2 separate regions of the Homo sapiens genome follow, and region 2 is linked to region 1. A link is a contact called in ENCODE Hi-C or POLR2A ChIA-PET data. All regions are on one chromosome and are shown on one strand. Each heading gives the region's core, a stretch centred on a gene start or an enhancer-like site at or near the end of the contact. The rest is flanking DNA. Distances are from core to core; before and after follow the strand shown. Region 1 overlaps B4GALT1-AS1 (B4GALT1 antisense RNA 1). Region 2 has its middle 9.9 kb from the start of SPINK4.

Region 1 (5,325 bases), core at 1,760-4,259:
CGTGTGATGTTCCCCTCCCTGTGTCCATGTGTTCTCATTGTTCAACTCCCACTTAACAAGTGAGAACATGCGGTGTTTGGTTTTCTGTTCCTGTGTTAGTTTGCTGAGAATGATGGTGTCCAGCTTCATCCATGTCCCTGCAAAGGACATGAACTCATCCTTTTTTATGGCTGCATAGTATTCCATGGTGTATATGTGCCACATTTTCTTTTTTCTTTTATTATTATACTTTAAGTTTTAGGGTACATGTGCACATTGTGCAGGTTAGTTACATATGTATACATGTGCCACGCTGGTGCGCTGCACCCACTAACTTGTCATCTAGCATTGGGTATATCTCCCAATGCTATCCCTCCCCCCTCCCCCCACCCCACAACAGTCCAGAGTGTGATGTTCCCCTTCCTGTATCCATGTGATCTCATTGTTCAATTCCCACCTATGAGTGAGAATATGCGGTGTTTCGTTTTTTGTTCTTGCGATAGTTTACTGAGAATGATGATTTCCAATTTCATCCATGTCCCTACAAAGGACATGAACTCATCATTTTTTATGGCTGCATAGTATTCCATGGTGTATATGTGCCACATTTTCTTAATCCAGTCTATCATTGTTGGACATTTGGGTTGGTTCCAAGTCTTTGCTATTGTGAATAGTGCCGCAATAAACATACGTGTGCATGTGTCTTTATAGCAGCATGATTTATAGTCCTTTGGGTATCATCCTATGTTTTTTTTATTTGATAACCAAAACAGCTACTAATGGGTAGCTATCTAATGAGCAGGCAATATACACAGTATGGATAAGCTGGAAAAAAGGATGATTCATGTCCTGGGTGGGATGGCAAGGGACAGGGCAAGATTTCGTCACACTACTCAGAGCAGTGTGCAATTTAAAACTTATGAATTTTTTATTTCTGAAATTTTCCATTTAATATTTTTAGGCCACGGTTAACCTCCAGTAACTGAGACATCGGAAAGCGATGGATAAGCGGGTACTACTGTACATGTTATCTGAATTTTCCTTTAATCCTGCAGGAGGTGGAGGGAAGTTGGGGGTATAGATGAAATAAACATGGCTAAATGTTGATTTTTTTTTTAAGTGGGGTGATGGGAACTTGGAGACTTACACTATTTTCTCTATTTTTGTATATTTTTAAAATTTTCCACAATAAAAATTATAAGGAATGGCTGAAGACATTGTAAGAGATCATCTCGCTTGTCAAAATAAGTTAGTTTCCTAGCCAAATGAAGTAAATCCAAGGCACTAAGAGAATTTCCAAATGAAATTGCTCAATCCTTGTCAGAGACTTTTGGAGGATGAATATAGCGGGGAGAAGTTTGGAACATTAGTCCTGTGTAAATGATTTTTTAATTTTGCAAAAGGAGGAGTGGTAATCAGTTTCCTTCTGTTACTTCAAATCAGCTTATGGGGGGAAAAAAGGGAGGAGTAATTCACCAGGTTACATAACTGGTCAGTCCAGGGGGAGTCTGATACAGCATACCAGGGCGTAACCCTCTAGCTTCCTTTTTGGCTTATTTCTCAGATAGGCTCTTTCCATATAATGGCTGTAATGAGATGGACAGCGTACCTCCAAAATTCATTTCTATCCGAAACCTCAGAATTGAGCTTATTTGGAAATAGTCTTTGCAGATGCAATTAGTTAAGCCAAGATGGGGTCATACTGGATTAGGGTGAGCCCAAGTCCAATGACTGGTTTCCTTATAAGAGGAGAGGACACATCAACAGGAGAAAATCATAGGCAGAGAGAAGGCCATGTGAAGATGAGGGCAGAGAATAGAATGATGCTGCTACAAGCCAAGGAATGCCAAGGATGGCTGCGAGCCACCAGAAGCTAGAAGAGGCAAGAAAGAATTCTTTCTTAGAGTTTTCAGAAGGAGCGTATCCAGCCTGGGCAACAGAGTGAGACCTTGTCTCCACAAAAAAAAATTTTTTTAAATTAGCTGGGCATGGTGGCATATGCCTGTGGTCCCAGCTACTAGGAAGGGTGACAGAGTGAAACCCTATCTAAAAAAAAAAAAAAAGAAAGAAAAGAAAAAGAAGAAGAAGCCTGTCCCTGCTGACACCTTGATATTTTGGACTTTTAGCCTCCAGAACTGTAAGAGAATCAATTTCTGTTGTTTGAAGCCACCAAGTCTGGATAATTTGTTAGAGGAGTCCTTGGAAACTAATACAGCACCCTTGCTACTCCAGACTGGCCATTCCAGAGGAAAGGAAAAGCCTTTTACTCAACATTTGCAGCAGAAGTCCTGGGAGAAGAAGGGACATTGCTCATTAGTCCTTCTTGGGCCACATGTTGATCCTTGAACAAATCAACTGTGGCCAGAGGGGTATAGTGCTCTGATTGGCCAGATATAAGTCACCCAGGCCATAGCGACCCCGTAGTTAGCCTGTCCCAACCACATAGGGAAGAGTGGGAGTCTCTAACAGAAGGAGTAATGTTGAAGAGGAGGCACAAAAAATCAATACCTGTCCATTACAGGAAGACGTTGATTCTGCAAACTACACTCTTATCTAAGAATAGTTTGTGTGTGTGTGTGTGTGTGTGTGTGTGTGTGTGTGTAAGACAGGGTCTTGCTCTGTTGCCCAGGCTGGAATGCAGTGGTGCAATCACATCTCACTGCCACCTCAACCTCCTGGGCTTAGGCAATCCTCTCACCTCAGCCTCATGAGTAGTTGTGACTACAGACACATACCACCACCACGCCTGGCTAATTTTTTTTATTTTTAATAGAGACAAGGTCTCACTATGTTGCCCAGGCTAATCTTGAACTCCTGGGCTCAAGCAATGCTCCTGCCTCAGCCTCTTGAAGTGCTGAGATTACAGGCGTGAGCCATTGTGCCTGGCCAAGGATAGACTTTTAAAGATGTAAAGGAAGTGGAGATTTCTCAGAACAAGCCAGAGCAAAGACTATCACATTTCTTTTTTTAACAGGTCCCTAAACTGCCAGATCACAGTGCTGCATTTGATAGTCTGTTGGCAAACTGGGTCGGCCTTTAACAATCTATGGCATGTTATTCCTGTGACTAAAAAGGAAAATATGGGTTGGATGATAGTACAATTAAAGGGAAATTGAACTTTTTTAAATGACTGGAATGAACCTTTGCCATTATACTTGTCACTCAACAGGCAATCCCCCATCTTATTTTGGAAAATTTTCCAGTGTATATAGTACTGGAGGGCTCAATGCCCTAGCTCCCACCATGGAGGCAGAAAGGGGAAGATTCGTTCCTCCCCTACCTAGCAGCTAGGGCTCAAGCATGTGAATTGGCTCGGTCATTCCCACTGCAGACTCTGAATTCTTAGGAGTGACGCTAAGAGGCAGGAATGGTGTCGAAATTATTCATGGAGGCAGCAGCAGCATGAACGGTCCTGTAGCAGTGGTGTTAAATAATCATGGGCAATGGTGGCCACGGCAGAGCAGTGTTATAATTGACTGTTTTAATAGTCAAAAACTCTGGTTGGTACATGGACTTTATTTAAAGGATTCAAGTCAACTTATAGGAATGTTTCCACTGTTCCAGGATGCTGCCTTCAGCCCTGTCTTTTAGTTTAACATGAACATAAAAAAGTGAATGTTGTTTCGGAAGACATTGATGAAAGTATGATATTGGAAATTGCGGAGATGATGGTCCTGCTCTATTCTGTTGCTTAGACCCCGGCTGGAATGCTGCATTCAGTTATGGACCCTACTAAATGCCCAGGTAGTCAAAGCCCAATCAAAGACGAATAATCGGGACAGGGAAGGAACTCAATAAGGAAGCATGAAGAACAATGGAAATGGAGCTGGGCATGGTGGTGTGTGCCTGTAATCCTGGCTACTCGGAAGGCTGAGGTGGGAGGATCACTTGAGCCCAGAGTTCAAGACCAGGCTGGGCAACATAGTGAGACCCCATCTCTTAAAAAAAGAGGTAGAATTGATAGGTAGCCTGGTGAGGAGTTGTCTTCAGGTTGGGAGAAGGTACATGGCTGATCTCTTTAAACAACAGAAAGACCATCACGTGGAAAAGGATTCAGTTTATTCTCTGGCTCCAAGGAACAAACTTGATATTACTGAGGAAGTTATAGACATGGATTTTAGCTTAATGCAGATGCTCCTTTACTTACAACGGGCTTCATCCCAATAAACTCATCGTAAGTTGAAAATATTGTAAGTTGAAAATGCACTTAACATATCTAAGCTCCCAAAGATCACAGTTTAGCCTAGCCTTCCTCAAATATTCTCAGAACATTTACATTAACCTATAGTTGGGCAAAAGCATCTAACACAAAGCCTATTTTAAAAATAGAAGGTTGGTCTTCATATGTTGCTAGCCTGGAAAAGATCAAAATTCAAAATTTGAAATACAGTTTCTATGGAATGCATATTGCTTTTGCACCACTGTAAAATCAAAAAGTTGTAAGTCTAACAGTAAGTCAGGGACTGTTTGTATAAGAAGGCTTAATAGTTGGTTCAGTGATAGCCACAAGGGAGCAGGCTGCCTCATGACATAGCGAGCTCCCTGTCACTGGAGGTGTGCACACAAAGCCAAGAGAACTCTCAGAGAGTGTATGGTGTGTGGAAATCCTCACTGGATGAAGTTAGGGTCGATGTCCTTCCATATTCTCTCTGATGCTGAAATCTGATGAAGTCCATAGCGCAGGTTGGGAAGAACAGGAAACTGGAGGAAAAGAGACCAGATTTATTACAAATTGTGAGCTGTTCTGGAGTACAATTCCCAGCCACCATTCTAGCTCCAGAAAAAGAAAAATTCATGGAGGGTTGCATTATTCCCAATTCTTCACCACTCCCTATATCCAGTCCCTTTGTCATGTGACTTTGAAGTTTCTCCCACTAGAGGCAGAATATGATAATGTTGGGTTGGCCAATCAACTTGTTTTGGCTCATAGAATGTGGGTGGAAGTGACCATTCCAACCACAGGCTTTATGAGATATTGGGGCTTTTTGTTCACCCATCTTGTGCCATGTGAAAAACATGCCCTTGGTGGGCATCACAGAAGAAATAGAGACACATGCCATAGACTAACCTAGCCAACCTGCAGAGCTACTACATCCTTAAGCAGAGCTGTCCCCGCCAATCCATGGACACCTGAGAGAGAAATACATGCTTTATTATTGTATGGCACTTCAATTTGGTCGTTATTTGCTAAGCAGCATTATTATGGCAATAACTAATTAGCAATTAGTTATGGGATATTCCAACAATTTTAAGATACAGCAATTGAAGGCAGTTGCCAGGCTTCTGTTGGCCTTTCTAGGATCTGAGAAAGCAGCACTTGAGGCAAATAACCTATCCCAACAGACT
Region 2 (4,749 bases), core at 1,807-4,306, 49 kb before region 1:
AGGGCCTGGCATGTGTGTGTTGACTATTTGAATCCATCCTGCACTGGATGAAGTCTCAGGACAGTAAGGATGCCAGCTTCAGATGCTTGGTCTGCTGGACTGAGGGCTTGAGGAAGCTCTGAGGACAAGCTGGACTCTAGTGGGTCCACTGGGTCCAGCCAGTGACATCCTATGCTGTGTCCATATAGGTGGGAACAGAGGTGGCACTCTATTTCAAGGACCACATTTTCTACTAGCTCTTAGCCAACCTGGCTGGGGACCTAAGAACTTAGTATCTCCTCTAAGACCTGAGTGTGGTGCTTTGTCTCCATAAGCTACCCCAAGACCATCTGCTGAACTCACAGGAAACAGTTTCAGTGCCTATCTTCTCTCCTGGTGCATGGACTCTTGGCTTGATCACCTCCAACCATAAGGGATTATCATACAGACCCATCGAGGAGTGGGGCTGCTCAAGAGACCTGGTGTTCTGGGACCTTGTGCCATCCAAACATTTCCATTCATGGACATAACCAGTGGCTCAAGTCCTCTGAGCATACATACAAAAGAGCTTAGAACAAAGTCTCTTGATACCCCCTTCCGTTCCAGAGCTCTGATGGCCTTCAGAAAAATCAGATTATCACAGCCTGGTGCAACATGTCACAACTCCAGACCACTATGAATTTTGATAGGGTCCTTGGGTTGCAAGCAACAGAAGTAGATTTTGGCAAACCTCAGCAGAATAATAATTTTCCAGAAGGATGTGGTATTGTCTTAGGTTGGACTCAGGGGCAGACCATGAGAAAAGCACATTAGATTCCAAATCATTTTCTGGGAGGCAATCCCACGAAACACCTGCAGGAGAGTGGGAATAAGGAAGGCAGGGAAGGGAACTAATAATGTATGCATCGCTGAGGTTACCACTGGGGAAACTGGGCCTCAATCCAACCAGGGATGGCTGGGACACTGTGTGGCACACATGGCAGAGTTATCCCCACTGAGAGGTGAAGGAATTGGGGTATATATCCAGCAACTCCCAACAGTCGCTGATTGAGGGCTGCTGGAAGAGAGACCATTAACTCCCTGGCACTATCGGCTAGCTCCTTTCATGTCTCTGGGCTCCTAGAGAAAGCCTCCGGGCAAAGGATTGCAAGGGTTGCACAGGGAGGCCGCAGGTATGCACAAGAATGGGGAGTGGTAAACAGTGTGGGTGGGACACTGACAGTGCCTGCTACCACAGCTGCACAAAAAACTAGGTGACAAGCTGAAAAAACTATGCCCCAAAAGAACTGGGCTCAAAAAACCTAGAGTTATGTGTCCACATTCCGTTTTTTTGGTTTTTGTTTTAGAGACAAGGTCTTGCTCTGTTGCCCAGGCTGGAGTGCAGTGGTGAGATCACGGCTCACTGCAGCCTTGACCTTCCTGGCTTAAGCGATCTTCTCTCCTCAGCCTCCCAAGTAGCTGGAACCACAGGTATGCATCACCATGCCCAGCTAATTTTTTATTTTTATTTTGTAGAGACAGGGTCTTCTTATGTCGCCCAGGCTGTTCTCGAGCTCCTGGGCTCAAGTGATCCTCCCAAAGTGCTGGCATTATAGATGTGAGCACTGTGCCCAGCCCATGTCTACTTTCTGACCAGGGAAGGGAAGGCATTTTTATGGACAGTCCCTTATTTGTATCCAATGAAGGTAAGTAGGTCTCCAAAGAAAACCTGGGATTCTATTACCGAAAGGAGGAATGTTGCTGGTCAGACAAAAGCCACAGATGTTACTAAACCTTCCCCACATGCTTACTTTGTTTTGTTTTGTTTTGAGACAGAGTTTTGCTCTGTTGCACAGGCTGGAGTGCAGTGGCACGATCTCAGCTCACTGCAACCTCCGCCTCCCGGGTTCAAGGGATTCTCCCACCTCAGCCTCCCGAGTAGCTGGGATTATAGACGCGCACCACCACACCCAGCTAATTTTTGTATTTTAAGTAGAGACAGGGTTTCACCATGGCCACATGCTGATCTTTCACTTGTACGATGAATTCGCTCACAAGAGCCCAGGGCTTCATAAAGCTGGCCCAACAAGGGCCTCCTGATGGCTCCTGGACACAGGGGTGCCGTTGTCCAGAGTAACAGCTCCCAGACTCATGTTGGAGTCCTGAGTGCTGCCTCCCTTCTGGGCTGTGCCAGGGGTGGGCCAGGAGGCAGCCATGCCATCAGAACCTGGGCTCTGGAGTCTGGACACCTTGTCTGTGTGACCTTGGGTGTGTCATTGCACCTCTGAGCCTCAGTTGCTCACCTGTAATCAGGGCTACTTCATGTGGTTGTGTGGAATGTGTTCTGTTCATCTCCAGGGGGTGCCATTCCCCTTAGATTCCATGGGCCCTGTAGTGTGCACTTAACTGGAGTGGGGGCAGGTAAGGTATCCAGCAGCAAAGTTCAGAGGCCATGCAACCTGCCCAAAGGATCCTGGGGTGTGCTGGGGAGAACCAGAGTTTTGTTCACAATCTCCCACTCTCATACTTTTCTTTGGGGGGGCTGTCATCATGCTCTCCCACTTATAGACAGGCTTACTGTTTGCTATTAGGGATGGGGAGGTATGGCTGCAGACCGCTTTTCCCAACTTTGTGAACTAAAGGAACAGAAGGGACTTTTCTCCTCTCCCCACAGCCTCCTTCAGTGTATAAAAACCCAAGAGGAGACTCTGATTGGGTTGGGTAAGTCATGTGCTCATCTCTTGAACCAATCAATGTGGCCTGGAAATTGGGCATCTGTGATGGGCCGGGCTGAGGTCACATGTACCCTATTGTTGCCAAAGGAACAGGATAAAATGATTAGCGATTTTGGAGCCTGGCAAATGGCACAGCCTCAGAGCCCAAAAGGCTAAAGTCTTCAGTCGGTTCCAGGAGCCCTGGAAATTCTTTCCTTTTCATGATGTTTCTTTTCCATATCCAAGGTGGCCCTGGTTGGTACCCACCCTCTTAAGGCAGACTCTCTTCCAGGCAGGTGCTTTCAACATGCCCATGGGCACTGGTCCAAGGCAGGCAAGGGAGAGGTCTAGTTCTCATGCTCAAAGGCGCCCAGTAAATATTTGAGGTGAGTCAGTGCGTTGACAGGTGAGGCCTCAGGGCTTGTCTGCCCCTCCCTGGTGATTGTCTCCACCTGACCCTCAAGCTGCCCGAAGATCTCTGCTGCCCTCTCCCTGTGGTGGGTGTGATCTGGGCATGGTCCCCTGCCCAGGGTCTCCTGCCCACCTCTTTCTTCCCAGCCTCGAGGAGGGGTCCTTAGATCCGCACAAGGAGTTCCCCCTCTTAGCCTCTTAACCTGGCCTTATAATTCTATCTATTTTACAGACGAGAAAATTAAGGCTCAGAAAGATTAAATGACAAGTTCGAAGTTTCCAGCATTGTAAGTGGCAGAGCCGGCATTCAAAACAATATCTGATTTTAAATCTCAGACTCTTACCAGATTCCTCTGCCCACCATAGATTCTGGTTTTAAATACATACACCCAGAAGCCCATCCTGGCCCAGTAACTGAAATAGCAGGAGCTGAAAGAGCCGCACAATTTGAAGTGAGTTTCGTGGAAAATTCTGTGGTCCAGCCTTGGCAGGAAGTTGCCAAAATAGTCGAGTGTGGACCACAGGTGGAACCTCCTTGCATCTGGGCCCAGCTAAGGTCTAGAGGTCCCTGAATATAGACCCTCTCCAAAAGGCAGTCATTCCAGGGGGTCCAGGCAGAAGGTGGGAGGAGCTGCCACACATGCCCCACGGCACTTATAGGTTCAGCAGGCAGGACCCATGTGACCCCAGCTTGGCATCTTCCCAGACACAGCCACTGGCAGTATCTATGACCAGGCTGAATTTAGACACGGGGTCCAAAATACTGCTACTCATCCCACCACCGACCCCAGCAACCTGCACCCTCCTCACCAACATTCACATAGTACCTGTGCTGTCCTCGGCATTGTTCAGAGGGTACACTGCTCCCTTTGCAGAACCTCTCCTGTCTGGCCCTCAAGGCCAACCTCCCCCTCCCTTTATGGTGAATGGGGTATGGGCATGGAGTCTCCTGCCGTCTCTCCTCTTCCCTCCCAGATTTGAAAAGAAGTCTTTGGACTCTCACCAGGATATGTGATATCCTGATATGTCCAGCCTTAGGGTCTTCTGCTGTCCCTTTCTGAGAATCTGTGCTTGCTGGGAACCCAGGACAGCTCCAAGGACAGGAAGGACTGAAGGAAGGGGCAGTGTGGTTTGGAGAAAGATCCCAGATTCAGGAATACGACAGAACCGGGTTTGAACCCTCATTTGGCCACTCACTCACTGTGATAGGCAGACCGATGCTCCCATCCCCCCAAATACCTACCTCCTTATCCCCCAAACCTGTGAATATGTTACCTCACATGACAAAAGGGATTCTGCATCTGTGATCAAAGGAAGGATCCTGAAATGGGGAGGTTATCCTGGGTTACCTGGGTGAGCTTGGGCCATAAAGTTCTCATAAGAGGGAGGAGGGAGAGTCAAAGAAGGAGCTGTGATGATGAAAGCAGAGTGGGGGGTGATGCAGGCCTGGATCCCAGGGTTAGAGGCAGCCTTAAGAAGCTGGCAAGGGCAAGGGACGTTTTCTCCCGTAGGGCCCCCAGAGGGAGAGCAAGCCTGTGCCCCATTTCTGACTCTGACCCCCGAGTGGAACAGAATGCATTGATGTTGTTTGAAGCCTCTGCGTTTGTGGTAATTTGTGACTGCAGCCATGGGGTGTGAATCCACAAGTTCTGTGACCTCAAGCAAA

Evidence for each region. Hi-C counts contacts between places; a loop is a spot of excess contacts on that map. ChIA-PET counts read pairs that join two places held with the same protein, here RNA polymerase II (POLR2A). Pooled maps may share reads with other maps.
Region 2: a loop to region 1 is called in a map of spleen, with 3 times the contacts of the local background. The contact joins two enhancer-like sites. A Hi-C loop is called at or near these places in 49 of 168 maps with a recorded cell type or tissue (B cell, CD14-positive monocyte, CD4-positive, alpha-beta memory T cell and 30 more), 6 of 37 single-sample maps with no recorded cell type and 33 of 50 pooled maps. POLR2A ChIA-PET finds 5 or more read pairs at or near these places in 11 of 52 experiments (GM12878, H1, HEK293T and 8 more).

The regions. Positions count from the first base shown.
Region 1 is chr9:33,178,680-33,184,004 of GRCh38, reverse strand. It overlaps B4GALT1-AS1 (B4GALT1 antisense RNA 1), which reads right to left. Exons shown (of 3, transcript NR_108110.1): 3 at 4,022-4,680. It also overlaps a transcript of B4GALT1 not described here. Among named protein-coding and RNA genes, the nearest start is that of B4GALT1, 14 kb to the right of the region's middle. Within about 2 kb of position 3,009, at least 2 of the 41 ENCODE cell types and tissues checked have a DNase peak (open chromatin) inside an H3K27ac peak, as active enhancers do; they include mammary epithelial cell, where a contact is called at or near this core.
Region 2 is chr9:33,227,883-33,232,631 of GRCh38, reverse strand. No RefSeq gene overlaps it. Among named protein-coding and RNA genes, the nearest start is that of SPINK4, 9.9 kb to the left of the region's middle. Within about 2 kb of position 3,056, at least 6 of the 41 ENCODE cell types and tissues checked have a DNase peak (open chromatin) inside an H3K27ac peak, as active enhancers do; they include mammary epithelial cell, where a contact is called at or near this core.